Linked DNA regions of Homo sapiens: region 1 is linked to region 2. Evidence: chromatin loops called from intact Hi-C (ENCODE). Cell type or tissue: HCT116. All regions are shown on one strand. Each heading gives the region's core, and the rest is flanking DNA. Links, peaks and the distances in the headings are about the cores only. Region 1 overlaps LINC02542 (long intergenic non-protein coding RNA 2542). Region 2 has its middle 630 kb from the start of BCKDHB.

Region 1 (16,650 bases), core at 4,459-9,458, 1.2 Mb after region 2:
ATTCTACCAGAGGTACAAGGAGGAGCTGGTACCATTCCTTCTGAAACTATTCCAATCAGTAGAAAAAGAGGGAAACCTCCCTAACTCATTTTATGGCCAGCATCATCCTGATACCAAAAGCAGGAAGAGACACAACAACAACAAAAACACTTCAGGCCAATATCCCTGATGAACATCGGTGAGAAAATCCTCAATAAAATACTGGCAAACAAAATCCAGCAGAACATCAAAAAAACTCATCTACCACGATCAAGTTGGCTTCAACCCTGGGATGCAAGGCTGGCTCAACATATGCAAATCAATAAACATAATTCATCACATGGAACCAATTACAAAAACCACATGATTATCTCAACAGATGCAGAAAAGGCCTTTGATAAAATTTAACATCTCTTCATGTTAAAAACTCAATAAACTAGGTATTGATGGAACGTCTCTCAAAATAATAAGAGCTATTTATGACAAACCCACAGCCAATATCATACCGAATGGGCAAAAGCTGGAAGCATTCCCTTTGAAAATCAGTACAAGACAAGTATTTCCTCTCTCACCACTCCTATTCAACATAGTATTGGAAATTCTGGCCAGGGCAATCAGGCAAGAGAAATAAATAAATGGTATTCAAATAGGAAGAGAGGAAGTCAAGTTGTCTGTTTGCAGATAACGTGATTTTATATTTTGAAAACCCCACCATCTCAGCCAAAAAAAATTTCTTGAAATGATAAGTAACTTCAGCAAAGTCCCAGTATACAAAATCAATGTGCAAAAATCACAAGCATTTATTTACAATAACAACAGGCAAGCAGAGCACCAAATCATGAATGAACTCCCATTCACAATTGTTACAAAGAGAATAAAATACCTAGGAACACCACTAACAAGGGATGTGAAGGACCTCTTCATGGAGAACTACAAACCACTGCTCAAGGAAATAAGAGAGGACACAAACAAATGGAAAAGCATTCCATCCTCATGGATACGAAGAATCAATATCGTGAAAATGGCCGTACTGCCCAAAGTAATTTATAGATCCAATGCTATTCCCATTAAACTACCATAGACATTCTTAACAGAATTAGAAAAAACTATTTTAAATTTCATATGGAATCAAAGAAGACCACTTATAGCCAAGACAATCCTAAGCAAAAAGAACAAAGTTGGAGGCATCATGCTACCTGACTTCAAACTATACTACAAGGCTACAGTAACCAAAACAGCATGGTACTGGTACCGGTACCAAAACAGACATATAGACCAATGGAGCAGAACAGAGACCTCAGAAATAACACCACACATCTACAACCAACTGATCTTCAACAAACCTGACAAAAACAAGCAATGGGGAAAGGATCTCCTATTCAGTAAATGGTGCTAGGAAAACTGGCTAGCCATATGCAGAAAACTGAAACTGGACCCCTTCCTTACACCTTACACAAAAGTTAACTCAAGATGAATTAAAGGCTTAAATGTAAAACCCAAAACCATAAAAACCCTAGAAGAAAGCCTAGGCAATATCATCCAGGACATAGGCATGGGCAAAGACTTCATGACTAAATGCCAAATGCAATTGCAACAAAAGCCAAAATTGACAAATGGGACACAACTAAACTAAAGAGCATCTGCACAGAAAAAGAAACTATCATCAGAGCTAGCAGGCAACCTACTGAATGGGAGAAAATTTTTGCAATCTGTCCATCTGACAAAGGTCTAATTTCCAGAATTTACAAAGAACTTAAACATATTTACAAGAAAAAGCAAACAAACAACCCCATCGAAAAGTGGGCAACAGATATGAACAGACACTTCTAAAAAGAAGACATTTACGTGGCCAGCATACATATGAGAAAAAGCTCAACATCACTGATCATCAGAGAAATGTAAATCAAAACCACAATGAGATACCATCTCATGCCAGTCAGAATGGTGATTATTTTTAAAGTCAGGAAAAATACATGCTGGGGAGGCCATGGAGAAATAGGAATATTTTTATACTCCTGGTGGGAATGTAAATTAGTTCAACCATTGTGGAAGACAGTATGGTGATTCTTCAAGGATCTAGAACCAGAAATACCATTTGACCCAGAAATCCCATTACTGGGTATATACCCAAAGGAATATAAATCATTCTGCTATAAAGACACATGTACAGGTATATTTACTGCAGCACTATTTACAATAGCAAAGACATGGAACCAACCCAAATACCCATCAATGATAGACTAGATAAAGAAAATGTGGTACATATACACCATGGAATACTATACAACCATAAAAAGGAATGAGATCATGTCCTTTGCAGGGACATGGGTGAAGCTGGAATCCATCATCCTCAGCAAACTAACACAAGAACAGAAAACTAAACACCGCATGTTCTCACTCATAAGTGGGAGTTGAACAATGAGAATACATGGACACAGGGAAGGGAACATCACACACCAGGGCCTGTTGAGGGTTGGGAGGTGAGGGGAGGGAACTTACAGGATGGGTCTATAGGTGCAGTAAACCACCATGGCACATGTATACCTATGTAACAAACCTGTGCATTCTGCATGTGTATCCCATTATTTTTTAGAAGAAAAAAACGAAAGAAAAAACAACACGTCTGTTGGTGCCAAGACAAATTAATAACCTTTAATTCCAATGAGATCCACAGCATCTGGCAATCCTTTCATGATACTCCAATCAAGTCCCTCTCCCATTTTCCATAATGTATTTCAAACCTTCTGTGCTCTCCTAAAACCTCGTATCCCCCCATATCATCACTGTCATTCTTAGCTGATTACTTCCTCTACTTCCCAGAGAAAACAGAAGCCATCATTCAAGAAATCTTTGAGCTTCCTACACAAACCCATACATTTATTTGTGTTGTCTCTGTTCTTTCCATTTTTCCTCCTGCCTCAACAGAGGAGTGATATACTTTGGATGTTTGTTCCTGCCCAAATCTCATGTTTAATTGTAATTCCCAGTGCAGGAGATGGGGCCTGGTAGGAGGTATTTGTATCATGGGGGCAGATCCCTCATGGTGTGGTGCTGTCCAGATCAGGTTATTTAAACATATGAGGCACCTCCCCCCAGCTCTCTCAGTCTTGCTCCAGTTTTCACCATATTATGTGCCTGCTCCCGAGAACTTCGCGAAGCATATGCCTTCCACCATGATTGTAAGCTTCCTGAGGCCAGGAAGCTTATGCTGGTGTTACGCTTCCTGTACAACCTGCAGAACCATGACCCACTTAAATCTTTTTTCTTATAAATTACCCAGTCTCAGGTATGTCTTATGCTGGTGTTATGCTTCCTGTACAACCTGCAGAACCATGAGCCACTTAATCTTTTTTCTTATAAATTACCCAGTCTCAGGTATGTCTTTATAGCAATGCAAGAATGGCCTAATACAAAGAGTTATTTATTCTCCCATTTAAGGCTAACCTTCACTCAGATGCAGATTCCCATTCTTCTCATACCCTCAGGAACCTGCTCTGTACACTATCCCCTTTCTCTTATATTTTAATCAAGAAATGTGATCAACTAGTTTCTACCCACCAACACACAACATACTAAGCCTTCTACAATTAATTTTTTAAAAATTCATTCATCCCACATTCTCCTCCAATTTAACACTGCAGGATTCTTCTTCACCTTTCCTAATTTTATATTTGTCTGAAGAACTCTAGTTTCCTACAACAATAGCAATAGACTTAATCATGGGCATTATCTTACAGTACAGTCATGTATCACTTAAGGACAGTGATACATTTTGAGAAATTAATTGTTAAATGATTTCATCACTGTGTGAACATCATAGAGTGTACTTACACAAACCTAGATTGTATAGCCTACTACACACCTATGCTATCTGGCATAGCCTATTGCTCCTACAGTACAAACGTGTGCAGCATGTTACTGCACATGCTACTGAATACTGTAGGCAACTGTAACACACTGCTAAGTATTTGTGTAACTAAACGCATCTAAACACAGAAAAGGTACAGTAAAAATACAGTCTAAACAATTTTTAAATGGTATTCCTGTATAGGACACTTACTATGAATGGAAATTGCTGGACTGGAATTTTCTCTGGCTGAGTCAGTGAGTCAGTAGTAAGTGAATGTGAAGGCCAGGACATTACTATGAACTACTCTAGACTTTACAAACCCTGCACACTTCAGCTACATTAAATTTATTTTAAAATATTTCTTTCTTCAATAATAAATTAACTTTAGCTTACTGTAATATTTTTACTTGGTAAACTTTTAAATTTTTTCAACTTTTTGGTCCATTTGTAATAACACTTAGCTTAAAACACATTATACAGCTGTACAAAAATATTTCCTTTTTATATCCCTATTCTATAACTTTATTAACTTTTTTATTTTGCTTTTTAAACCTTTTTGTTAAAACCTAAGACAAAAACACACACATTAGCCTAAGCCTTCACAGTATCAGGATCATCAATATCACTGTCTTCCACCTCTACATCTTGTTTGGCTAGAAAGTCTTCAGAAGTAATAACATGCATGGGGTTGTTATCTATGATAATAATGCTTTCTTCTGGAATACCTCCTATTGGACTTGTTTGAAGCTGTTTTACTGTTAACTTTTTTCTTATAAGTAGAAGGAGCATCCTCTAAAATGATGATAAAAAATGAAAGTGTGGTGAATACATAAACAAATAACATAATTGTTTATTATGATTACCAAGTATTACGTATTGTACATAATCCTACGTGCTATACTTTCATATGAATGAGAGCACAGTAGATTTGTTTACACCAGCATCACCACAAACATGAGTAATGCATTGTACTATGACGTTACAATAGCTATGACATCACCAGGCAATAGACATTTTTCAGCTCCATTATAATCTTATGAGATGACTGTCCCATATGCACAATGTCTGACCAAAACATTGTTTTATATTATTACAGTCTCATCACCAAAAACAAACCTACCATGTGAAGATTAACATTTCTTTGCAACTCTTTTTGTCTTTAGAATATATTTAATTTAAAGTGTACAATCAGAGTACTGTGATCCAAGTTACTTGAATCCATTATTCTCATATATATAGTTGTATTATCACTTTGACAAAAAGATTCATTTATTTCTACTTGTATTAGTTTTTCTTCATTTTTAAAATTTCATTTTTTCATATTTACAAACTTTTACATGATACAAATATATATAAAGGTAAGCTCAAAAAAGTTATACTCTCAACCTATCAATCCTGTCCCACTTGCACCCAACCCTAATATATAATCATTTTTATTCAATTCTGGGACATTCTTCTTGAATTTCTTTTTTTGCAAAAACTACATACTCTTTTTCACTTATATTTCTTCACAATGCTACCATACCATATACACTTCTTATACTTTGCTCTTTCTACTGACAATATATCTTGGCTCAAGTCAATTTTATGTTATATTTACTGGCATATCAGTAATATTTACTGTTTCTTTCTCTTGGTATTTAGGAAGGTTTTGATCTTCTTCCAGTGGTTACCTCTTTCTAATATTGTTTGTAATGTCTTCAGTCCACTTTTGCCTTTCTGAGGCTTCTACTATTTGGTTTGTCAACTCTAATTGATATACTTGGACTGCACATATTACCTATAAAGCAATAAGTTTATTCTTTCCACCTTCTCCTCACTTTTCTCTGTGTTTCTGGGGAGTTGTCTTATTTCTACTTTGTCAGATTGTATAATGCTTATACACTCTTTCTCCACTATTTGTTTTAATGTTAGGACTACACTGAAATATATTCCATGTATACTATCAGTTCATTTGCCAGAGTTTTTCTAGTCTTCTGTTGGTTGGATAAAGCTTAACTTCTTGTTCTATTTGTGAATATACCACTCCTTCAGTTCTCACACTTTATCTTCAAAACTGTTTTTATATAGCATTGGTGGTTTAACACTAACTTGTCTAGATATAAAAGCTTTCACTCACACTTCCTGTTCTTGCTTTTAAAAACTCTTGTTTCAAAGTTGTTTTGCTTTGTATCTTGCTGTCAAGAACTCTGATTTAAACTTTATTTCTTTCTCTTGTAAATTATATTGTCTTTTTGTCTGGAACACCTGAGATTATTTTTTAATCATTAAAGTCTAAAAGTTCATTAGCACATATTTCTGAGTTGATCATTCTAAGTCACTTTTAGTCCCACATAGGTGGATTCAGGTTTTTAAATTTATAATAAAACAATAATTTTAAATAACATTTCTGTTATTCCACTGCTTTGTTTTTTTCTGATTTAAAGACTCCAATTGTATGTATGTGAGATCTTCTTTGCCTATCTTCTATAACTATCACTTGCTGATTGTTTCTTTTTCTTGTTATTTTCACTCTCTTGGCTATTTTAATTCTCTTCCTCAATTTCCCTTGTGATATTTGTCATTGATTCCTTTCTCTCTTGGTTACCCTGTAGCTTAGTTTTCATTCCTAAAATGATTTTATCCTTTTTTTTCCTATTTCTTTCTGGATTTAGCTTAATTCTCATATCCTTTCGCCCCTTTCTTCTGAATATTTGAGTTTCTATTGGGATGGGCTTCTTAACATATGAAAATAATATTATTTAATTCAGTTTTATTACTCTTCACGGATTTTTCTTAGAATTTTCATCAGTAGGAACATTTTGATTCTTATTTTCCATCTTCTTTATATAGTAACCTTTATGGTTGTTGTTTACAGTAAATATCTTGTATTTTCTGGATTAACAATAAGGAATAATTCTGTGTTGACAAATGTGAGACATTTGGTGGCTTACTAGTTTTTTAGTTCAAGAGCACCCTCTTCTGTTGATATAATAAAATGTAATTTTATTAAATGGCACCATTTTTTAAGAGAAGAATTGGTTTGACTTTATTTTATTTTATTTTATTTATTTATTTTTTTGAGATGGAGTTTTGCTCTTGTTGCCTAGGTTGGAGTGCAATGGCACAATCTTGGCTCACTGCAACCTCCACCTCCTGGGTTCAAGCGATTCTCCTGTCTCAGCCTCCTGAGTAGCTGGGATTACAGGCATGTGCCACCACGCCTGGCTAATTTTTGTATTTTTAGTATAGATGGGGTTTCTCCATATTGGCCAAGCTGGTCTCAAACTCCCAACCTCAGGTGATCCGCCTGCCTCAGCCTCCCAAACTGCTGGGATTACAGGTATGAGCCACCACGCCTGGTCAGTTTGACTTTTTATTAAGTAATCTTCTTTTGTTTATTTGGATCCTATTTTCCAATGATTTTTTTCTCTTATTTCCTTCACCACCAAGTCCTTTCAATTCCCCACAGATGGGACTCTTCCAAGATTTCCATCTTAGATCCCCTGCATTTTGAGCCACTTCCTTTTGAATTCCTGCAGCCAGCATTCTGACATACGAGATGATTTTTTTAATTCATTGTTTTATCACCGCTAAACACCCCGCCTTCCTTTTACCATGAAGTCTCCACTTGATTTCCATTTTGATGTGTGCTCCAGAGTTGTCTTTGCTGGTTAGTTTATTTCCCCTCTTTCATGTAAATGAAATTTTTGGTATCTTTTATCTCCTAGTTATGTGGTGGGCATGGGTCCATAGAGTTTTACTTGCTCTCCTTATCTGTATAGTTTTGGGAAGATGTTTGGTTTTTGGTTTAGGTAGCTATCATTTTTCTTAAGTTGTAATGTTTCACAGGGGTCTTTTCTAGAACTCCCTTTTCACTTTTCACAAATGCTGAGTGACCTCAACCACTTCTATTCCTTAAATTAAAGCTTATAGACTGATGACTAACAAACTTTATTTTGTTGCTGGGCTCCACAGCTTTTGCTAATAACAAACAAGGTATCTCAATAGGACATAGCACAGTTGCCCCCACTTCACATAAACAAAACTAAATTATGTTTTATTCTTCACCCTCTCTCATACCTGCTCCTCCTCCTGTGTCCCTCATCTTAGTAAATGGTGTCATATCACCCTCCCCAACATACTTTGTTATGGTTGCCTAAGACAGAAAGCTTTCTATCACTCTGGCCCCAGTCACTCTCTAAGTACTAAGTATTCTACCTCCAAAATATCTCAAAACTGTCTTCCACCCTTCTCCAAATTCAACAGTTTATGGCAGCATCACCTCTTGACTGGATTACTACAACAGCCTCCAGTTGAAATTCTTGCTTTCACTTTTGCCTCTTTCATGCCACAATCCACATAATTTTGATAAACATTTCATTTAATTATGTCATTCCCCTTCCAAATGTTACACTGCCTTCTTGATACAGTCTAACTCTGTTAGAATGATCTAAGTGACTATACATAACCTGATGACTGCTTACCTCTTTAGACTTCTCTTTCATCAATCTCTGCCCTCACCTCTTCCCTTCCACTATGAAACACACAGAAACAGAAACAGAACAGTCTCCAAAAATGGCCACAACAATATTTTTAGTTCCATATGCTGTTCCAGAAGCATGCCATTCCCCCTCAAGAAGTGAAATCTAGTTTCCTTCCCCCTGAACATGATCCAGCCTTAGTGACTCACCTCTAATGAATGAAATGCCATTATAGTGATGCTGTATAGCTTACAAATAAAATCAGTACACCTTCGGCCTGGTGCACCTCCTCTCTCTCTCTCTCTCTCTTTGCACATATATGTTATGCCTGGTTCATGGTAGGTATTCCATAAATTATATTTTCTATCATTCTCATGTTTCAGATTAAGAAACTGAGACAAGTTAGAAAGTTCAATAATTTTCCTAAGGTCACATGGCTAGCAAGTGGCAACGCTGAAATTCCATCTCAAGTCTGTTTGTCTGCTGAGCCCATGTACCAGTATGGCTTGATTCTCCACTCATCCTTGTCTTATTTTATTCTTTGGCGTTTATCCATTATATTCCTTGTTCTAGCAAATCATACTTTCAGATACTTTCAGAAAGCTTAATTGAAATTTAAGGATGTAATTGAGCAAAAGAAAATCACTTAATGAGAGATTAAAAATGAAATGTTATGTTCTTATAGAATGCCTTTTGGGAAAGCAGTAAACAATATTTTCATGTTATAATATTTAAACACGGATGTGATCTAACCAAAATTCTATTATTATGTTGAGGGGGGAGATAGGGCTAAGAGGAGTGAGAGGTGTTTCAGAAGGATAAGTCTTCATTTACTATGGAGGGAAGTCAACAGATAATGTCTAAAATTGATAAGCCAAAACAGCTATATAGCCATATTATGTAGAAAAAAAAAACAAGCATAGTTGAAATGCCTGTGGATAACAGGACTTGGAGGCTAGAAAAGAGGTGGAGTAAAAGACTAATATTTCCATTACAAACTTTTAAGAAATATTTGAGTTCATAAAAATGAATGTGTATTTGATTAAAAATAATTAAAATAGATTATTTACCCATCTGGAATTTATATTGTGAGTGGGGTGAGATAGAGATCCAAACATCACAGTTTTCCAACTGCCTGTCCAGTTATTATCTAGGCCAATTTTAATTACAGTACTTTCTTTCTTCTCGCATATTTGTAATTTGAAGGAACACCAATAAATATGAAAATGTGGTGTCATACACACACTCCGTTCTTTCTTTTTTTAAGGTCAATGTCATGCTCTTAGATAATTTATGCCTGAATTTCTTCAAGTCACACATGAAATGCTCAGAGAGGTCACAAACATCAGGTGAAATATGAGAACTGGATCTTTAGAGGACTTAGGTGATAAACATGCTGAGAACATTTGCTTCACATGAATGTTGCCTGTGCCCCCAGCTGCCCTCTACTTAATGTGAATTAAAAGTCTGACACACAAATGGCCAATGAGTACATGCAAAAGTATTCTATTAGATTGGTGCAAAAGTAATTTTGTTGGTAATGGAACAAATAATAGAAACAAAAAAGTAATTTTGTTTCTATTAGTTTGATGCAAAAGTACTTTTAATGGCAAAAACCTCAATTACTTTTGCACCAACCTAATACATCATTAGTCACTGGGGGAAAATGCAAATTAAACCCACATTGAGATACTAGTATACATCCACCAAAATGAATAAAATTTTAAAATACCTATAGAGCTAAATGTTGCTAAGGATTTGGAGAAACTGCAATTCTCATAAACCGATAGTGAGAAATTTTCCACCACACTGGAAAATTTGGGAGAAGTTTTTAATGAAGTTAAATGAACATCTGCTCATATAGCCAGTAATTCCACTTTTACGTATTAAGCAAAAATAAATGAAAATATACATTGGCAAAAAGATTTGAAGCATAATGTTTAAGTCACTTCATTCACAATAACCAAAAACTGGAAATAGCCCAGGTGTCTGTTAAAATAACAAGTAAACTGTGACACATTCATACAATAAACTACTCAGCAATAAAAAGAAAAAACTACTCATAAAATCAACACAGATAAATCTCAAAAACAGTTTGATAATTGAAATAGCTGTTATGTGCTAAATTGTGTTGCCAAAAGTTCATATGTTGAAGTCCTAACCCCCAGCACTTCAGAATATGTCCATGTTTGGTGGCGGGGCCTTTAGAGGTTATTAGGAAAAATAAGGTCTCATGGATAGGCCCTAATCCAATATGCTGGTGACATTAGAAGAAGAGATTAGGACATGGACAAAATATAAACAGAGGGGTGACCATCTCTGAGGTCACAGTGAGAAGGCTGCCATCTGCAAACCAAGAAGAGAGGCCTCAGAAGACACCAAACCTGCTGACACTTTGATCTCAAACTTCCAGCCTTCAGAAAAATCAGAAAATAAATTTCTGTTGTTTAAATCACTCAATCTATGGCATTTTGTTATGGCAGCCCTAGAAAACTAATACAGAAGCCTTACACAAAAGAGTACATACTGAATTATTCCAATTATATGAAGTTCTATAACAGGCAAACTATTCTAAGGTGAAAAAAATCAGAAAAGTAGTTACCTCTGAGGGGTGGGTAGGGGATTATTTGGGAAGGGGCATTCCAGGACATTTTGGAGTGGTGGTAAAAAAAAAAAGTTTGGGTTACACAAATATATACATTGATCAAAACTAATGAATGTCTACTTAAGATTTGTGCATTTCATTGTACATAAATGCTATATCAAAAGAGAAAAACTAGAAAAGTTATTGGACCCCACTTCTGACATTAGATGTTGTATGGTTCCCATTTCTTCTCTTTTCACTACAATCGCAAACCCAAGCACCAGCTGTGCTATTGATATTTTGCATTTTGCATTTGCATATCTGCTAAACTCAGCAAGGTGAAATTTGGTGGCTGAAATGCCTGGGCTGTGTTCATTAGCCAAGAGAGGTGAGTTGAAGAATGAAGCTGAATTGAGAGGTGACATTAACTTTTTATTCCCAGAAAAAAAAAAAACTCAATTGTAACACCAGCCAAAAGCATTTGATCTTCAGTTGAAATAAATTTAGTAGATCAAAAATCTCAGCATATAAATCTATAATATTCAGGGCCCTGAGTTGAACATTATTAAACTGAGAAGGGCTAATTCTCAGAATTATTTGAGGAGCAAGGAAATAGAAATTTGCAAGAGACCAGGTGATAGCAGCAGGACCTGTTCATGTAGTCTGGCTTCCTACAGTTACAACATGAGAAAGCCTCTGACTCTGGTTCAATGTTCAGACACATTTTGGGAAAAGGGGAAGAAAAACTCAAAGGTTCTATCTATGTCCTCCATCCTATAAGTTATCTAGCTTGTATTCTAGATGCTAATATTCTACTTTTTGAGAAATTCTACCCTTTGTGCCTTTCAAGGGATTCAGCATTAATTTCTCAAATTGCCTTAGGACATCTGCTACATAATCTCCTTGGCATTTAGATTCTTTTTGGCCCATGTATCAAGTTTCATTTGTTTCTGAGTGAGTTCAATCTTTTTTTACTTCACTAAGATTTCTTTTTTTTTAATATACTTTAAGTTTTAGGGTGCATGTGCAGTACGTCACCAAGATTTCTTATTTCACCTGAAGGAAATGGGTGGGAAGCCATGGCTCAGGATGACCCATGCAGCTATGGCTCCAAAAGTCTGATCGTAGAAGAGGAAAACAAACAGCAGTTCTGAATCTATGAGATTTTGGATGAGGCATTAAATATAGTATTTTTAGGTTTATTATGAGAGTCCTTCTCACAATACTCAGCTTTTTGAATAAACCTAAAAAAAGTACTAAGCTTTCAAAATATTTGAAGAAAAAATTGTCTAGCTTTCAACTTGACAGCACTTCTGAAGAAATCTCTTACTGCCTGAACTCCTCACTTTTCTCCTCTTTATTCTTTTGTAAATAAAAAGATGTTGCTTCGAATGGGCTAGAAGCTCAGCATGGTCCATAGAATGAAAGGTGCTAGAAATCGGTGAGATTATCCCAATCTCCATCTGGAAGAGTCCAACATTGACTGTGAAAACCAACACTTAGCTATAATTCAAAGACTTTATGAGGTCTCCTAAAAATGCAAATCCTATTCTTCTAGGTCCTATCTTTCTATATAGGATATTACAGAGAGGTGTATTCTGAATCTCTTTTACATCCTTCTAAGACTAATATTACATTTTTAAAAATCCTTAAATAAATGAATAAAATTCTTTAAAACCTTACAAAACTGACCAATACGTAGGATCTGAGTCAGGAAGCTGATGTGAATGATATTATGATTGCTCCCTGAAGTTTCTGATCACTATAATATTCTGTTCATTTTTACTTTGCTCACACCCTGGAGTGGAAATTTGTCTCCATTTGTGAACTTCAATGTGACAACATTTTAAGGACAACATGTTCTTCCATATATTTTTTTCAGTCAAGATTCTTTCTGGCTGGTCTTTACATTTCTGGTTGGTCATACTTCACAGAGACTTTTTTTTTCTTCAACTTTTATTTTAAGTCTGGGATACACGTGCAGGATGTGCAAGTTTGTTACATAGGTAAAAGTGTGCTATAGTGGTTTGCTGAACAGATCATCCCATCACCTACGTGTTAAGCCCAGCATCTATCAGCTGTTCTTCCTGATGCTCTCCCTCCCGCAACCCTACCTCTGATGGGCCCCAGTGTGTATTTTCCCCACTTCCATATGTTAATGTGTTCTCATCATTCAGCTCCCACTTATAAGTGAGAACATGCAGTGTTTGGTTTTCTGTTCCTGTGTCAGTTTACTGAGGAGCATGGCTTCTAAGTCTATCCATGTCCTTGCAAAGGGCATGATCTTGTTCCTTTTTATGGCTGCATAGTATTCCATGGTATATATGCACCACATTTTCTTTACCCAGTCTATCATTGATGGGCATTTAGGTTGATTCCATACCCTCGCTATTGTGAATAACGCTGCAATGAACATACATGTGCATATATCTTTATAATAGAATGGCTTATATTCTTCTGGGGATATACCCAGTAAAGAGACTTTCATCAAACACCACTCTCCCCAAGGATAGATCATAATCAATGCCTCAGCTAACTTCTTTCTAAATCCTCCTATTCCTTAGATTCTACTTAGTTCCCTTAATAAATATGAAATCTAAAGCCCCTTAACTCCCTTAATAAAATAACGGTACTATTATGCTTTATCTCAACCCATCCCAACTGAGCTTAGCAAGTGTCAGGAATAGTGACACAATCAATAACCCAACAACTGTGGAACTTTATAATCCAAATCCCCCACGAAAATAAATGGATATTATTTGACCCAAATTGTGTTTTAATCAAATCTTTCAGCGACTAAATATTGTTTCTCAGAATACAGCAATATGGAGAGTGATGTGATTTGGCTGTGCCTCCACCCAAATCTCATCTTGAATTCCCATGTGTTGTGGGAGGGACCCGATGGAGGGTAGTTGAATCATGGGGCAGGTCTTTCCTGTGCTGTTCTTGTGGTGGTGAATGAGTCTCACAGGATTCAATGATGTATAAGGGGGAGTTTTCCTGCACAAGATCTCTTATCTTGTCTGTCGCCATGTGAGACATGCCTTTCACCTTCCACCATGATTGTGAAACCTCCCCAGCTTCTGAAAGTCCATTAAATGTCTTTCTTTTGTAAATTGCCCAGTCTCAGGTATGTCTTTATCAGCAGCGTGAAAATGAACTAATACAGAAAGTAAATGAAAATATTTAAATCTCTGAAGTATTCATGAAAACAATTTTGCCATTTCCAAACGGTCAGGCCCCTTTAAAATCCAAGCTAACAGAAAAAATAATAATTTAATACACATCAAAGTTCAGCCAACATCACAAAGGGAGTCTTCAAACTCTTGAATTGATATAAGAAGATCATATTTCTTTGGTACTTTTCCAGTTTCCAGAAGACAGTAGTATGATGAGTCTTAATTTCTATATATTGATTGACAAGATACACTTTTGTGTGTGAAATCAGTGTAATAAATAACCGAACATTATATCCTCCAAATATTCATTAGGCAATAGCACAATGCTGGTAGGTAATATACTTTATCTTGGACTGTTCATCCAAGTTTAAATCTAAATTTATTAGATTATTCTGCACATATTCTTTCCAGGTCTTTCTCTGCAAAGTGGATAAAAAATGGAGCACAGTTTCTTAAGCTAATTCATCTTCATAACTTCACCATATTAAATGCAATCTCTGTGATAAATTGAAATGTAATTTCACATACATTTTTAAGGGGTTAATATTATTAAATGTGTAAACTCAGTTCACCGCAATATCTTCACCTGGAAATACTAAAATGTGAAATGATTTCCTAAAACTTAATATGAACTTCATTGACACTGCTGGAAATGTGTTGCCACATACTTATTAGAGCAAGCAATATTATAGGCCTAAGCCGACTAGGGTGGAATGACAATTTCTACTACTATGACTTGAGATTAATAATGATGAAAATAATTGACAACTTTTTATTCAAAATCATCTGTGGGAAAAACAAATTCTTTTAAATATATATATAAGATAGAAAATAGGCTGAAACCAATCTTGACCATATCTCTTCTGGGAGAATAAAGTTGGCTCTCCTATGTCTTGATTTGACAATACGTGTAGACAAAAACACAGTCTCCTTTTTTCCCTTGAGCAAACTCCCCCAAAGCTATCAAATTCATTTTAACTTAAATCACTCAATGACTCATAAAGTTCATATCTGTTTCAAAAAGATAGCTCTGAAAAGAAGGCTCAATAACAAGTGACAACAATCAGTAAAAATATTTTGGCAAATTGTTGCCCATGGTAAGACTTTTTTAAAGAAATGATAAAAACATACATATCCATTGAAAACTAGACAATCTTTGGGATATCTCACCTGAGTGTCAGTGTAACAAACATGCCAAGCACCAAGAAAGTCCAAACAGAAAACTTTCCACATACTCAGTTGTTATTTGCTGGATTATAAAACTATATGGCTTATGTATAAATAAATATATAACAGTAGAAATCCCCTCATTATTTCAAGTATTCCAAAGACTACTAGGAGAATTATGATAATCTGGTGATCTTAAGCACTAAAAAAAAATGTTGGGTAATTCGAGTAAACAAAAGTATTAAGGAGATCGCTAGCATTTTGATTGCTTCACAGTATAGAATGAGTACTTCATATTTTGTAGATTCCAAAAAACCTCAGAGTTGAGACAGAAAAATCTACGACTGTAATATGTGATCAATTTTATAAAAATAAAAATATCCCCAAGAAAAGATATTTTGTTATAGATTTATTTAGCATCTGACCAATATGTGTAAGTATTCCCAACCCAGTTTAAGCAACTAATCCTAAAAGAGATTGTTAAGTATAACTTCCTGCCTGACAAAAAAAAAAAAAGCAAACTCCTTTATCTTCTCAAATTTAAGAACAGTCAATCTGTGAAATTTACTCTAAAATCCTATAACTTTAATTTCATCACCTAACATACATTAAAACATATAAAGTAGAAAACATATATAAGATAAAATCTAAGATTGATAGTTAACCTATTGCTTTCGTATATGAGAAATTTTTACTAAGTACAAAGACAATGGAGCTCATTTCAGAAACAAGCGTTTGTACACCCATGTTTTACTTCATTAAACAGAATGAACCTGCCAACCAGGAAGTAGGCAAAAAAAGGACACCAAAACACACCATTACCTATCCCCCAACTCAGAAGAGCGCATTCTCCATCAACCTGAACAATGAGGAGGGCTTGCTTATCAATATTCTGCCAAATTTCTGAACCAACCAAAATAAAATTCCCATCCATCTTCATTCAATATCTACAAAACTACTGAAAAATTATGATGTGCATCAGAGAACTATACTGCAAAACAGAAGTTTCCATCTCATGCCTACAGAACCTCATTAGATAACTGAATTTGGCTTAGGCATTTTGCATATCATGTTGTCCTATAGCTAGAGATCTGAAAATCTACAGCTCCGAAGTGGACAGTAAGTAGCACACACAGTCTGTTTTGTCCAAAAAGAGAGAGAGAGAGATCTTGAAGCCCAAATAGAGGCAATGTCATCCTCCCAATTCCTAAAAGAATAAATAAGCTTTGGAAACTGGTATGATAAAATCCAGAACAAAATTTTAGAAAATGTCTTGGATTCCTCAATAAAATAAAAGAAGACATGGTCTATATGATAAAGTAACATAAAGTAATAAGGAGTGAACAAACATATTTAAACATAACAGAGTGAGATTTAAAAAATAACAGGTTTGAGCTTGAAAACTATGATGCAGTAAATAAAAAGTAG
Region 2 (16,650 bases), core at 7,722-12,721:
TTGAGGTGAAAGGTGATGTGAGATGAGGTTAGAGAGGCAGGTGGGCCCAAATCATATAGGGCACTGCAGGCCATGGAGGAACTTTAGATGTGTATCATAAAGTAATAGGAACATATTAATATGCAAATCAGCGTGATCTAGCCTGATGACCTTTTAAAAAGATCGCTCTACAGGCTTCAGGAAATATAAGTTGGAAAGAAGCCAGAGTTGAAGAAGGGAGATGGGTTAGGAGAGTATTGTAATCAGTAAGACCAGAAATTATTTTGGTGTGGATTGAGATAAGTGATGGTAAAGGATATAAAGAGAAGGTACATTTCGTCTATATTTTAGAAGTGAGACCAATGGGGTTTGTTGATGGATAGAATAAAAATTGTTATATGTGGTAATGTGTTATACATGTTATGCTAAATGGCCCAGATGAAAAAGTGATGACTCCTTCTGGGGTGTACATAATGCCAGGGAAGCCATGAAGAAAGATGCTTGAGTTGAGTCTGTGGGATGAATTTATGTTCACAGGCAGTCAGGGCATGTGGAAAGGCAGAGGAAGGGTAATTCAGACAGATGCACTAGCGTGAGTAAAGTCATACAGAAGACATACAGAAGAGTAGTGGGTGGGAGCAAATGGCAAGAGTCACAGCAGGAGAGGTGAGTCAGGCCATGCAGTTCCTAATGAGAATTAAGGTGTTATCTGGTAGTATATGGAGAGATTCATTATCTGGAAGAAGAGGTAATGCAGCGTAATTAGAGAGTGGAGAAAGTAGTAAATTATCCTGCTTGTAGGAAATCGACCAAGTTCATCATTTAGTTGCAGCTTAATCAGTTTTGAATACCATTAGTTTAAATATTCACAAATTTTTATAATATGAAAACTTTAAGTTCTCTAAATTGTTAATGTTCTCTAAGCCTGTTGTTCATTACTAATGAAAAACATGTTCCCTAGGAAGAAAATTAACTTTGTTATTTGTGGCAAAGCCTATAACACAGGAAGTGTATAGATAATTTATATGTAATTAAAATATATTTCTTTCACATCTTACTCTCAAGTTTCATCCTACCAAGCCAGCTGCTAGTTAAAAATAACAATGGTTAAATCATAATTTATTTCATTTTCTCTTCTGTGATCTGTAGGTATGGTAGTAATAATTGAAATGAACACATTAGTCTGGAATCTTCAAACCATGTAACTAATCTCTGATTTTTTAAAGGCTTCTTTTTTGTGAAAGATGTTTTGTTCATTTTTTTAAAAAATGCAAAAGGTAAATTTAAGTCTGTTTCTATAGTGTGAAAGTTTCTCAGTGGAGAATTTTGAAGGTAATTGTAAGTGAAAATGGGATTATAACATAAATTATCTTGAGACTATAATGAGATGAAAGTGTTTTATACCACAAAAGCTACGGAATAACATTCATTTCAGCATGACCAGCATGTCAGGCACTCTCAAGGTAATGAATGCATTCCAGAAGATTGTCTGTATTTTTTCCACACTTTAAATAGCAGGAAGATGTTTGAAACAATTTACTGTGGCATCAAAGGCATTGTGATGGGCGTTACCCTCACAATTCTGAGGCAGAATTTAGCTTTGGCAAAGAGTGAGTATTTTAATGAATACTAGCTTACATTTTTCTTGGCATTAGGTTTATATAGGGCCACATTTCTTCCTCTTAGGAAAAAGATACAAAAATGCAAAGAATGACTATAATGGTTAACCAAAATGAATGTCCATTGCTGTTAGGTATTATAAAGAACACCAGGTAGCATTTTGTGAAAGATTTAGTGACTTGTTGGTACCCTGTGGTTGTTGTTTAAGTGAAATAAACCATTTTTGAAGATGTGAATGGATTTTTCTGAGGATTTTATTATTTGCAACAAGGAAAAATTCAGAATCATATGTTGGCAAAAGTTAATGAAAGTAGTCAGTAGTTTGACTTGCTGCTATTCTGATATGTGCCATTTGTGCACAAGAAGAGTTACTGATGTTTAAGTGCTAAATAATTGAGTTTCCTAAGATGAAACCCAGGGAAACCTGGTTGACTCCACAATTTCACCTGGAATTATGTTTGTGTGATGCATAGGTAGATTAAGGAAACAAACTAAGTTGGACAAATTCAGTTTATGTAAAGCTTTGATAATAAACTTTAGAAAGCAATTGATGCAGAGAGACTGAGTTGTCTTTACTTTTATGAGAAAATTGAAGCATATATCTTAGTTTTTTAGAGAAGCAAATGTCTCTCAATACATGCCATATGGGGATAAGGGGCAAATTTTTTTCCAAGATTATGGAATTAATTGTACAAAAATCTCTTAACATTTGTGAGAATTGTTATTGCCTTTCTGTGAAGTATCCTCCTTCCACAGTCTTCTTACGTTCAGCCCTATCGTATGCTGATTTTTGGTATCACTTTTCAAATTAGTTGAAGCTGTAATTTTAAGACATAGTTTTAATTATTCTTAATAATTTATTTGAGAGTTTTTTGTGAGTCCAAGTTACACAGGAACCTAGTTCTAAAATAGAAGTAAGAATATGTTTTGCTATCAGGATGAAAATTATGGTATTTTAGTCCACATTGAGTACATATAATTCAAAGGATATAAATATAATTTGAAGCATATTCACATTTTATCAGGGGTGCAATGAGGTATGTGGTGTACAATTATTATGTTGTAGCACCTCCCTCAGATAGGAAAAACATAAACAAACCAAATAATCAGATATTTTCTTGGGCACCTTCTGTGTGCCTTGACTGTATTAGGTGTCATTGGAAAAGAAATTATCATTGAGATGTAGTTTCCTCTCTATGAGCTTCTGAGGTAGTAGGGTCAAGTCATTTTTTGTAGGAAATTTGAAAGATTCAGAAAATTTTAACCATCAGATAGAACAAATATCAAATGGCTAAGCAAAGATGTAAATGTCTGGGGCATATTAGAAAATAATGAGCAGAGCAGTTTGGCAAGAGAAAGGCTTTTGTAGAGGGCATGAGACTGGGGCATAGGGCTGGGTTTCCTGCGGAAGACTTTGACTAGCAGACAGAAGGGTCCTTAGTTCTCTAGTAATTAGAGTAGTGGGTCCTTAATTCTCTAGTAATTTTTGAAATTAAATCAAAAATTTTTGAGTAGGGTAGTGACATAATCAATTTTTTTAGACAGATACAATTTTCCATAGTGTTCAAGACAAATTTGATTTAGAAAAATATTCAGGGCATTAAGACCATGTGGAATTTTCTGCAATAATCTTGGTAACAGTAGCAAGGATCTAGTCGTGGTAGGAGAATGGAGAAGCGAATGCTGACCACGGCGGTCCTGGGAAATTTGACTATGGAAAGCTGGGGATCACAAAGGCTATAACATCTTTTCTTTTTATGTCAAGAATTTGTCTTTTACTTTAATAAACATATATCTATAAAAATTTTACACCCAAATGAAATTTTACTCCTTGTGAAATAAATTGAATTCTCTTGTTTGTGCATAAAACTTAAAAAGGAAAATAGAAAAAAGGTGCTATCACTTAGCAATTTAACCTGTTTATTGTTGAGTATCCAGCAAAGAACAATAAAAGTGCTAGTAATGAGGATAATTAATCTAATGAATGTGTTTTTGTGCCATTATGTCTATTGGTTTAAATAAAAGTTATTGAGGTAGTGTTGATGGCTTGTTTACTTAGTAATTTCTCAATATTTATGATTTTCTTCCTCAATATGAACATCGTGACACATACGCTATTAATAAAAATTTCAAGCACAGATGGAGGTGAGGAGCATTTCTCAGTTTGTATTGAACAGTTGGAGAATTATCAAGAAGAGTAAATAAAATAAAGCTCTACTTTTTATTAAAGAAGGTTTGCCAATGAAGTAAAAACTTACGGAAAAGGAAGTTCAGGGTTTTTTTAATCGTTGTGAACCAATAAGATGTAAATGCCATCCATATTAAATCCAAAATACACATTGTGTTTCCCTGTAATTTCTTCTCTGAACTCTGTTTATATCTTTTGGCTCATATGTGGATTAGTATTTGCTGTCTAGAATGGCAAGCCTTGATTATTAGCAAATAATATTATTTCTCAAATTACACCTTGACATTTATTCTGATGTATTTACCCCCAGTCAATCTATTTCATAATAAAAACTTGGCAAAGGCATCACAAACAGTTGGAGCTTTTGAAAAGTACATTGCAATAAAAATATGAGACCATGTTTTTCCAACAATTCTCAGGTTTCAAATAGAAAGTAAGCTGAGTGTAAATTAAAATAGATAGTATTTAATTACTGAAAGCACAGTAAACATTTGTGTGAATATATAATATGATTATAGTGGTAGATCTTTAGAATGATATTGGCTATGTGGCACATTTTCCATTACACCATTTAATCTCATTTTATCTTTGAAAAGAGCAAGCACATGTTAATAAGGTGTCAGCCCACTATCCTCTTACTTCTCTTCCCTGCGTTTTAGCCTCCATGTTGCTGCCTGAATTTAAGGCAGAATTTACCTTTACAACATTGTACTAGTTTCATGATATAATCAACACCTCTGAAACTAAGGCTTGTCTTACTACCTGACTTTGAGTTGACTTGCTACATGTGCGAGATCTAACTGCTACCGCCTTTCTCAGTTAATTTTTCTGAACTTGCTACTTTGTGCACTCAGCAACAGCTGAAAGATCATTTATGTTTATCTACTCTCATTCTGCTCCTCTTGATAAGTTCAGTTCGTTGGCTTGTGTATCCTGGATATAACTGTGGAACTTTATGGACTGATGGTGCCATTTCCTTATTTTCTGTTTTTGCTAAATCAGTAAAAATAATAATGAAATTCCTAGACTCTAAGATATTGTTATCTTTGGTTTAGAATCTTGCTGTGAAATATATGCAACAATTTATTATATGCCTGCACTAATATATATTGATTCATTCTAAAAAAGCTACTATGACTAGTGCCATAATCATAGTTTTTGTCTATGCCTTCTTTCATAATGCATACCAGATTCATTATTTATGAGGCTTAATAGTTTGGAAGATTATGAAAATATCTTCTTAGCTTAATATATGAAGTATTGATAGTGATTTCTGACAGACTAATACTTTGAGGTCTTATGTAGTACATAAGCTTCCTCTGCAATGACCCTCCCACAAATCAGAATGAAGACATTAAATTTTCATTTGGTGTGGTCATCAGAAACTGAAATCTGCAAGATTCTTGATTTGAGATTCAAAACCTAGTATGTGGATGATGGAGAAAATTTCAAAGTGCTATTAAAATGAGACAATCTGATAGGTTGGCCTGAACCCTTATCTAGTGTGGTCAACCATTCTAGTTTGCCTGGCACTGGGGCTTCCAGGACCTGGAATTTCAGTGCTAAAATTGGGAAAGTGTAATTGAAAAGTGCGGGAGTGTCATTTAGTTTTTTTCCTCTCTGCCGTGTTTTTGCTGTAGCCCAGAAATAAGGTGTAAAGCCTTAATTAGGATTCAAATTAAGTATTTTTTGTGAGATTTAGTAATGCTGTCTACTTTACACCTCATTTTAAAATTATATCTCAAACTGTCTTATTGAAACATTCATAGGCTACTTTATAATATTTTCTGAGTTATACATTTATAATTTTTATAATACAGTTATGTCTTGCTTAATGACAGGTATGCTTGCTGAGAAATGCCTAGTTAAGCGACTTCCTCATTGTGCAAACATCATAGAATGTACCTACACAGAGCTAGATAGTATAGCCTGCTAAACACCTAGGCTGTGTGGTATAGCTTATTGCTCCTAGGCTACAAACCTGTACAGCATGTTTCTGTACGGAATACTGTAGGCAATTATAACATAATGGTATTTGTGTGTCTAAAAATATCCAAACATTTAAAAGGTATAGTAAAAAAATGGTATAAAAGATAAATATGGGTATGCCTGTATAGGGTAGCTCCATTATCTAATGGGCTCACCATTGTATATGTCTGTCATTGACCAAAACATTGTTGTGCATGACTGTATATTAGTATCATCTCTAACATATGGACAAAGAAAAAATTCCATAATATATAAAAGAAGTCAAATTATGGTTCTAAAACCAAAATTCGCTCCTTTTTTGTTGCATTCCCTCCCTCTCTCTGTCCCTCCCTCCCTTCCTTCCCTTCCCTTTCCTTCCTTCCTTTTTTTTTTTTTTCAGTACTGAGGTTATCAATTGTCTGTTCTATGAAAGTTACTCATGTAAAGTCTTTAGGATAAAAGGATCATTCCATCCAGGAATAAAAATGTCTAAGTGGATTCTTGACTTAAATTTATTTTAAAATGCTTTCTTTTTGTTACAATACTATATTAAGTGTTGGAATATATCAGTTCTATATTGTATTTTTTAGATTTAGTCAAACCAAAGACCCTGATACAGCAAGAATAAAAATATATCATGTTCAACAAAAGCCAATTTTTGACCTGAGTCACCTATGATGTGGATGGCAGTATACAAAGGGTTTATATTTTTTTAATTTTATTTTCTGGTTGATAAAAAATAATCATACATATTCACATGGTTCACAGTGATATTTTCACACATAAAACATATAGTAATTAAATTAGGATAATTAGCATATCCATTATCTTGAACGTTTATCATTTCTCTGTGTTGGGAACATTCCATATCCTCTTTTGAGCTATTTAAAACTAATAATACATTACTGTTAACTATAGTCAGACTACAATGCTGTAGAACACTAACTTATTCTTACTATCTAGCTGTAATTTTTTATCCTTCAATAAATATCTGCCTATCTCTCCTTTCCCCATACCCTTCTCAGTCTTTAATATCTTCTGTTGTACTTTTTACTTCTAGAAGATCAATTTTTTTTAGCTTTCACATATAAGTGAAAACATGCAGTATTTAATTTTTTACTACTGGTTTATTTCACTTAACATAACATTCTCCAGTTCTAGCCATGTTGCTGTGAATTATAGGATTTCATTATTTCGTATTACTGAATAATTTGTATTCCCTTACGTATATATACCACATTTTCTTTATTCGTTCAGCTGTTGCTGGACACCTAGGTTGATTCCATATCTTGGTTATTGTGAATAGTGCTGCAATAAACATTGGGGCACAGATGTCTCTTTGATATAATGATTTCCTTTTGATCATTCTCAGTAGTGAGATTGCTGGATCATATGTTAATTCTATTTGTAGTTTTTGAGGAACCTTCATACTGTTCTCCATAGTGGTTGTACTATGTATTCCCACCAACAGCCTTTAAAGGCTCTCTTTCTTCCACATCCTCGCCAGCATTAATTATTTTTTTCTTTGATAATAGCCATTCTAACTGGAGTAAGATGATATGTCAGTGTGGTTTTGATTTTCCCTTCTCTGATGACTTGATTTTCATATAGCTGTTGGCCATTTTTATGTCTGTTTTTTGAGAAAGGTCTATTCAGATCATTTGCCTATTTTTATTCCTTTTTTTTTTCAGTTGAGATGTTTGAGTTCCTTGTCTGTTCTGGATGGATATTAATCCTCTGTAGGATGAGTAGTTTGCAAATATTTTCTTCCACTTTTTAGGTTTTCTTTTCACTCTGTTGATTATTTCCTTTGCTGTGCAGAGCTTCTTAGTTTGATATAATCCCGTTGTTTTTGTTTTTGCTTTTGTTGCCTGTGTTTTCGAGGTCTTATTAATAAAATGTTTTCCCAGACTAATATCCTGAAGTGTTTCCTCTATGTCTTCTTTTAGTAATTTTACCATTTTGGATTTCACATTTAGTCCTTTGATCCATTTTGAGTTGATTTTTGTATAGGTTGAGAGGTGGAAGTCCAGTTTAATTCTTCAGCATGTGACTATCCAGTTCTCCCAGTACCATTTATTTAAGAGATTTCCTTTTGTAAATGAGTATTCTTGGCACCTTTGTCAAACATTAGTTGGCTGTAGATAAGCTGATTAATTTTTGGATTCTCTATTCTGTTCCATTCATCTATGTGTCTGTTTTTATGCCAGTACCATGTTGTTTTGGTTACAACACATTTGTAGTATGTTTTGAGGTCTAGTAGTGTGATACCTCCAACTTTGTTATTTTTGTTCAGGATTGCTTTGGTTATTTGGGGTCTTTCGTGGTTCCATTCATGTTTTAGAATTGTTTTCTGCATCTGTGAAGGATGTCATGGGTATTTTGATAGGAATTGTGTTGACTCTCTAGATGAATTTGAGTGTATTGTCATTTTAATAATATTAATTCTTTCAATCCATGAGTATAGAATGTCCTCCTATTTTTTGTATTCTGTTCAGTTTCTTTCATTAGTGTTTTGTAGTTTTCCACGTAGAGTTCTTTCACCTCCTTGGTTAAATGTATTGCTAGATATATTATTTTTTGGAGGTAGCTATTCTAAATGGGATTACCTTCTGGATTTCTTTTTCAGCTAGTACATTGTTCATGTATAGAAACACTACTGATTTTTGTATGTCAATTTTGTATCCTGCAACTTTACTGAATTTGTTTCTCAGTTCTAAGAGGTTTTTGGTAAAGTTTTTAGGTTTTATTATATATAAGATCATGACATCTGCAAGATGTTCAACATATGCAAATTAATAAACATCATACATCACATCTATAGAATGAAGGACAAAAATCATATGATAATCTCAATAGATGGAGAATAAGGTTTTGATAAGCTTCAATATCTCTTTATGATAAAACACTTAATAAATTAGGTATGGATAAAAATACTTCAACACCGTAAAGGCCATGTATGACAAATCCACAGGTAACATCTTATTGAATGGAGAAAAGCTCAAAGCTTTTCTTCTAAGAACTGGAACAAAACAAGGATACTCACTCTCACAACTCTCATTCAAATAATACTGGAAGTCCTAGCCAGAGAAATTATGCAAGAGAAAGAAATAAAGAATATCCAAATTATAAAGGAGTAAGTATTCACCTCTGACCTCTGAGGATTTGATGTGATCAGAACTAAAAATACAGATTTCTTGGATGCTAATAATATTAATTGTTTCCATAATTGGGGAGACTTCTCAGTATTTTTGCTTCACTTTAATTTACAAATTACAGTTTAAGGTGGTTTTCCACCTGAAGTTAGGAAATATCATTGGTGATCTTCCTTATTGTAATTGGGATGCTTAAAAGATAGCAGACTTTTCTCTAAAGAAGACATATAAGTGGCCAAGAGGTGTACAAAAATTATCATCATCACTAATTATTACAGAAATGCAAAAAAATTACAATAATATCACCTCACACCTGCCAGGATGGTTATTACCAAAGAACAAAAGACGAGTGTTGGCAAGGACATGGAAAAATTGGAACCCTTGCCTTCTGCTTATGGGAATGCAAAATATAGCAGCCAGTGTAGAAAATAGTATGGAGATTCACCAAAAGTTAAACATAGAACTTTGATGTGGTCTGGAAATCTCACTTCAGAGTGTTTATTCAAAATAATTAAAATCAGGATCCCAAAAACATATTGGCACTCCCATGTTTATTTCATTTCAGCACTATTAATAATAGCCAAGATGGAAAAACTACCTGCTCATTGACTGTTTAATGGATTAAAAATGTGATAGACACATAATGATATACTATTCAGCCTTAAAACGGAAAGAGACCTAGCAATATATTTCAACATGGTCGAATCTTGAGGACATTAAGCTAAGTGAAAATAGCCAGGGACAGAAAGACAAAAACTGCATTGTTCCACTTACATGGGGTATCTAAAATAGTCAAATTCACAGAATCAAAAAGTAGCACAATAGTGCTTGCCAAGGGCTTGGGGCAAAGGAAATGGGGAGTTGAGTTACTTATCTAAAGGCATAAAGTTTCAGTTAAGTAAGATAATTAAGCTCTAATAATCTGATGTACAAACATTATGTCTGTAGTAAGCCATAATGTTTTGTACATTTGTACATCATGTTTTGTACATTTGTAAATTTGTGAAAAGGATAGATCTCATGTTGTGATTTACTACAGTAATAAAGATTACGAACGTTAAAACTCTTTTATTTACTAATATAGTAGGAAAATATTTATATTTTTCTTTTTATATAAGTATGATTTACTAGTCTTTTAGATGGGATATAAATATCTGTCTATGCCAACCAATCCAAAGTTTTTTATTCTTTATTTTAAAAGCATTTTTCAGCATAGTGTAGGTGTTTTCAAAAATTTGTTCTATATGCCTAGTCTAACTATATATCTAATCTAAACTATTGGCTTAGAAAATTGAAGTTAATAGGTCAACTAGGGCCTTTGTAGGAGCTAAATGGCTCAGAACCTAACCAGTAGACTGTGGCGTCATTTCCTCTTAACACCAAAACAGTCTCTTTATTGAAAAAGATCAGTCACCAAGAAACATGTTATTTTTCTCACACATAGATGGCGCTGACCCATCACCATAAACACCTTTACTGAGTTTTCACCAATGAGTGGAATTTACTGAGTTTTCACCAATGTATCCATGTCTGGTCCCCAGATACTTTCTATTTCTAGAACTCTAACTGGGGTTTTGGGTGGAGTGAAGTCCTAAACAAGAAGCTGTTGTTATTGTGTATAACCAAGCATGTTAATATTTAGAAACGAAACATGTTGGCTGACCGGACTTTTCATATTTCAACTGAATAATTAGTTGGTATTGTGAGTGAAGACAATGGAGCCTGACTTGGACCCTTTTGCTTGCTCAACATCCCATGAACATAATCATTCTGAGCTACTGAGGATTTCATTGCATCACCTTCGCATCTGTTTTCCTTTTTTGAATGGAAGGGAAGAAACCAAAATTTACTGACAATCTAGTATATGCTAATTATTGGGTTAGTCATAAATGATATATTATTTAATCCCCTCATCCCAGTGGAAATTGGATTATCTTTATTTTACACAGCAAAAGGATGAAGGTCAGATATGTTATATGACTCTAGATCTCATAAGTAAGTCACCAAGTCAGCATGGTCTTGTGACTGATGCCTAGTTCAAAATTATTTAGGATTTAAGTCAAATGTTCTTTATATATAAACTTGTTATGAAATTAATAGTTACTTTTCTGTAATCCCAGCACTGTGGGAGGCTGAGGCAGGTGGATCATTAAGGTCAGGAGTCCAAGACCAGCCTGGCCAATATGGTGAAACCCCATTTCTACTAAAAATGCCCCAAATTAGTTCAGTGTGATGGTGCACACCTGTAATCCCAGTTACTTGGGAGGCTGAGGCACAAGAATCACTTGAACCCAGGAGGTAGAGGTTGCACTGAGCAGAGATAGTGCCACTGCACTCCAGCCTGGGAAACAGAGCAAGACTCCATTTCAAAATAAAACAAACAACAGAACAGAACAAAACAAAACAAAAAACTAACTTTATAATAGTCTTAATACTAATGTTATACTATCGTGGCTGCCACAGAGAAAGGTAAATATTATTTCTTTGGAAGGACAGAATACATATAGTAGCTCTCTTAAAAGATTGTCATACAATGAGTCATGAGATTAACCAATGTTCTCTTTGGTTTTAAAAAATTATTTATTAAATTAATTAATTAATTTGAGTAGGGGTATTGCTGTTGCCCAGGCTAGAGTACAGTAGCATCATCGTGGCTCACTGTGGCCTTCAACACGTGGGCTCAATTGATCCTCCCATGTCAGCCTCCCTAGTAGGTGGGATTACAGGTGTGTGCCAACATGCCTGGCTGTTTTTTGTTGTTGTTGTTGTTGTTGTTAATTTTTGTAGAGATGGGGTCTTACTATGTTTTCTAAGCTGGCCTTGAACTCCTGGCTTCAGGCAATCCTCCCATCTCAGGCTCCCAAAGTGCTGGAACTACAGGCATGAGTCACTGTGCCTGGATTTTCCTTTTGTATAGAACATACTGACTTGTGTAGGTGAAGATTTAGAAATATACAAAATATACTCCTTCTGTTGTTTATATTATTTAGTGAAAACCTATTATCTAGAATTGATATTTAAAAGTTATAAATATATTTTTACAATTTTATTAAGGACTACATGAATTTGAAAACTTCAAGGCCCATGGAAATCATAGGAAAAAGTACATAATTTTGATAGGTTTAAGAGAATGCAGTTTTATTAAAAAAAAACTTGGCTATTTTTGATGATTTGACAAAATTAATACAACACAGACACTTTACTACATCATTTATACTGGCTGCTTCTGAAGATCATCAGGACCACTCTCTTCAGAGACAAGAGGAAAAAAATCTGCTACTCATTATATGAAATTTGAAAACATCTGGATATTCCTTCCAGGGTTCTCTCTCACTTACCCAGTTTGACTCAATTACATCAGATATACCTACTTTTGCTCTCTAAGACCATGTTGGTAAAATTTCATGAGACATAATTATTTTTATATAAATTATCTAAATAAGAAAGGTGCTTATTTCTTCAATTTGGCATACTGTAACTAAGTCTCTATAGTTTAGATTATAGGATCTTCTCAAATCTTTGCATTTAAGGTACTTGTCATAAGCATTTGGTAAAGAAATCCCATGACAAAATTTATGGCGACCCGTAAAGAAGGACATTCAACAGAAGGATCAACATAAAAACAGAAGCAGAGGCCAGTGAACATGTAGGCACAGAGGCATGAAGACTTTAGGACTAAGGAAAATTTGAAGGTCAATATGCTGCAAGAGAAAAACAGTAGTTCTCGAGCCTTGACTTTCAGCTCCATCAGCTCCTTTAAGCACTTCTCTGTATTGGTTATTCTAGTTATATATTCATCTAAATTTTTTTCAAAGTTTTTAACTTCTTTGCCTTTGATTAGAATTTCCTCCTGAAGTTCGTACTTTGATCATCTGAAGCCTTCTTCTCTCAACTCGTCAAAGTCATTCTCCGTCCAGCTTTGTTCCATTGCTGGTGAGGAACTGCGTTCCTTTGGAGGAGGAGAGGTGCTCTGCTTTTTAGAGTTTCCAGTTTTTCTGCTCTGTTTTTTCCCCATCTTTGTGGTTTTATCTACTTTTGGTCTGTTGATGGTGATGTACAGATGGGTTTTTGGTGTGGACGTCCTTTCTGTTTGTTAGTTTTCCTTCTAACAGACAGGACCCTCAGCTGCAGGTCTGTTGGAGTTTGCTAGAGGTCCACTCCAGACCTTGTTTGCCTGGGTATCAGCAGCGGTGTTTGCAGAACAGTGGTTTTTCGTGAACCGCGGATGCTGCTGTCTGATCGTTCCTCTGGAAGTTTTGTCTCAGAGGAGTACCCGGCCATGTGAAGTGTCAGTCTGCCCCTACTGGGGGGTGCCTTGAGAACTATGTGAAGAATGCAGAAGCCTCAGGAGACGATGCGATCAACTGCAAGAAAGGGTATCAGTGATGGAAGATGAAGTGAATGAAATGAAGCGAGAAGGGAAGTTTAGAGAAAAAAGAATAAAAAGAAATGAACAAAGCCTCCAAGAAATATGGGACTATATGAAAAGACCAAATCTATGTCTGATTGGTGTACCTGAAAGTGACGGGGAGAATGGAACCAAGTTGGAAAACACTCTGCAGGATATTATCCAGGAGAATTTCCCCAATCTAGCAAGGCAGGCCAACATTCAGTTTCAGGAAATACAGAGAATGCCACAAAGATACTCCTCGAGAAGAGCAACTCCAGGACACATACTTGTCAGATTCACCAAAATTGAAATGAAGGAAACAATGTTAAGGGCAGCCAGAGAGAAAGGTCGGGTTACCCACAAAGGGAAGCCCATCAGACTAACAGTGGATCTCTCAGCAGAAACTCTACAAGCCAGAAGAGTGTGGGGGCCAATATTCAACATTCTTAAAGAAAAGAATTTTCAACCCAGAATTTCATATCCAGCCAAACTAAGCTTCATAAGTGAAGGAGAAATAAAACAGTTTACAGACAAGCAAATGCTGAGAGATTTTGTCACCACCAGGCCTGCCCTAAAAGAGCTCCTGAAGGAAGCACTAAACATGGAAAGGAACAACCAGTACCAGCCGTTGCAAAATCATGCCAAAATGTAAAGACCATCGAGACTAGGAAGAAACTGCATCAACTAACAAGCGAAATAACCAGCTAACATCATAATGACAGGATCAAATTCACACTTAACAATATTAAATGTAAATGGACTAAACGCTCCAATTAAAAGACACAGACTGGCAAATTGGATAAAGAGTCAGGACCCATCAGTGTGCTGTATTCAGGAAACCCATCTCACATGCAGAGACACACATAGGCTCAAAATAAAGGATGGAGGAAGATCTACCAAGCAAATGGAAAACAAAAAAAGGCAGGAGCTGCAATCCCAGTCTCTGATAAAACAGACTTTAAACGAGCAAAGATCAAAAGAGACAAAGAAGGCCATTACTTAATGGTAAAGGGATCAATTCAACAAGAAGAGCTAACTATCCTAAATATATATGCACCCAATACAGGAGCACCCAGATTCATAAGGCAAGTCCTGAGTGACCTACAAAGGGACTTAGACTCCCACACAATAATAATGGGAGACTTTAACACCCCACTGTCAACATTAGACAGATCAACGAGACAGAAAGTTAACAAGGATACCCAGGAATTGAACTCAGCTCTGCACCAAGCAAACCTAATAGACATCTACAGAACTCTCCACCCCAAATCAACAGAATATACATTTTTTTCAGCACCACACCACACCTATTCCAAAATTGACCACATACTTGGAAGTAAAGCTCTCCTCAGCAAATATAAAAGAACAGAAATTATAACAAACTATCTCTCAGAACACAGTGCAATCAAACTAGAACTCAGAATTAAGAAACTCACTCAAAACCACTCAACTACATGGAAACTGAACAACCTGCTCCTGAAGGACTACTGGGTACGTAACGAAATGAAGGCAGAAATAAAGATGTTCTTTGAAACCAACAAGAACAAAGACACAACATACCAGAATCTCTGGGACACATTCAAAGCAGTGTGTAGAGGGAAATTTATAGCACTAAATGCCCACAAGAGAAAGCAGGAAAGATCCAAAATTGACACCCTAACATCACAATTAAAAGAACTAGAAAAGCAAGAGCAAACACACTCAAAAGCTAGCAGAAGGCAAGAAATAACTAAAATCAGAGCAGAACTGAAGGAAATAGAGACACAAAAAAACCTTCAAAAAATTAATGAATCCAGGAGCTAGTTTTTTGAAAGGATCAACAAAATTGATAGACCGCTACCAAGACCAATAAAGAAAAAAAGAGAGAAGAGTCAAATAGACGCAAAAAAAATGATAAAGGGGATATCACCACTGATCCCACAGAAATACAAACTACCATCAGAGAATACTACAAACACCTCTATGCAAATAAACTAGAAAATCTAGAAGAAATGGATAAATTCCTCGACACATACAACCTCCCAAGACTAAACCAGGAAGAAGTTGAATCTCTGAATAGACCAATAACAGGATCTGAAATTGTGGCAATAATCAATAGCTTACCAACCAAAAAGAGTCCAGGACCAGAGGGATTCACAGCTGAATTCTACCAGAGGTACAAGAAGGAACTGGTACCATTCCTTCTGAAACTATTGAACTCAATAGAAAAAGAGGGAATCCTCCCTAACTCATTTTATGAGGCCAGCATCATCCTGATACCAAAGCCGGGCAGAGGCACAACCAAAAAAGAGAATTTTAGACCAATATCCTTGATGAACACTGATGCAAAAATCCTCAATAAAATACTGGCAAACTGAATCCAGCAGCACATCAAAAAGCTTATCCACCATGATCAAGTGGGCTTCATCCCTGGGATGCAAGGCTGGTTCAATATACACAAATCAATAAATGTAATCCAGCATATAAACAGAACCAAAGACAAAAACCACATGATTATCTCAACAGATGCAGAAAAGGCCTTTGACAAAATTCAACAACCCTTCGTGCTAAAAACTCTCAATAAATTAGGTATTGATGGGACGTATCTCAAAATAATAAGAGCTATCTATGACAAACCCACTGCCAATATCATACTGAATGGGCAAAAATTGGAAGCATTCCCTTTGAAAACTGGCACAAGACAGGGATGCCCTCTCTCACCACTCCTATTCAACATAGTGTTGGAAGTTCTGGCCAGGGCAATTAGGCAGGAGAAGGAAATAAAGGGTATTCAATTAGGAAAAGACGAAGTCAAATTGTCCCTGTTTGCAGACAACATGATTGTATATCTAGAAACCCCATTGTCTCAGCCCAAAATCTCCTTAAGCTGATAAGCAACTTCAGCAAAGTCTCAGGATACAAAATCAATGTACAAAAATCACAAGCATTCTTATACACCAATAACAGACAAACAGAGAGCCAAATCATGAGTGAACTCCCATTCACAATTGCTTCAAAGAGAATAAAATACTTACGAATCCACCTTACAAGGGATGTGAAGGACCTCTTCAAGGAGAACTACAAACCACTGCTCAATGAAATAAAAGAGGATACAAACAAATGGAAGAACATTCCATGCTTATGGGTAGGAAGAATCAATATCGTGAAAATGGCCATACTGCCCAAGGTAATTTATAGATTCAATGCCATCCCCATCAAGCTACCAATGACTTTCTTCACAGAATTGGAAAAAACGACTTTAAAGTTCATATGGAACTAAAAAACAGCCCCCATCACCAAGTCAATCCTGAGCCAAAAGAACAAAGCTGGAGGCATCACACTACCTGACTTCAAACTATACTACAAGGCTA

The links. Peaks named below come from ENCODE experiments on the same cell type or tissue, not always from the same donor. Only the 100,000 strongest peaks of a DNase experiment are listed, where the experiment ranks them.
Region 1: it touches region 2 in a loop (2.8-fold over the local background); 2 of 110 quality-filtered maps call a loop at or near these places.

Annotation. Positions count from the first base shown.
Region 1 is chr6:81,973,616-81,990,265 of GRCh38, forward strand. All of the region lies in intron 3 of LINC02542 (long intergenic non-protein coding RNA 2542), which reads right to left. Among named protein-coding and RNA genes, the nearest start is that of LINC02542, 120 kb to the right of the region's middle. RefSeq lists a silencer at 15,084-15,284. In HCT116, for the core only: a CTCF peak has its summit at 6,759 (motif pointing left); a DNase peak (open chromatin) is centred at 8,496; H3K4me3 peaks cover 973 bases.
Region 2 is chr6:80,732,333-80,748,982 of GRCh38, forward strand. No RefSeq gene overlaps it. Among named protein-coding and RNA genes, the nearest start is that of BCKDHB, 630 kb to the left of the region's middle. In HCT116, for the core only: a CTCF peak has its summit at 10,354; a DNase peak (open chromatin) is centred at 10,379.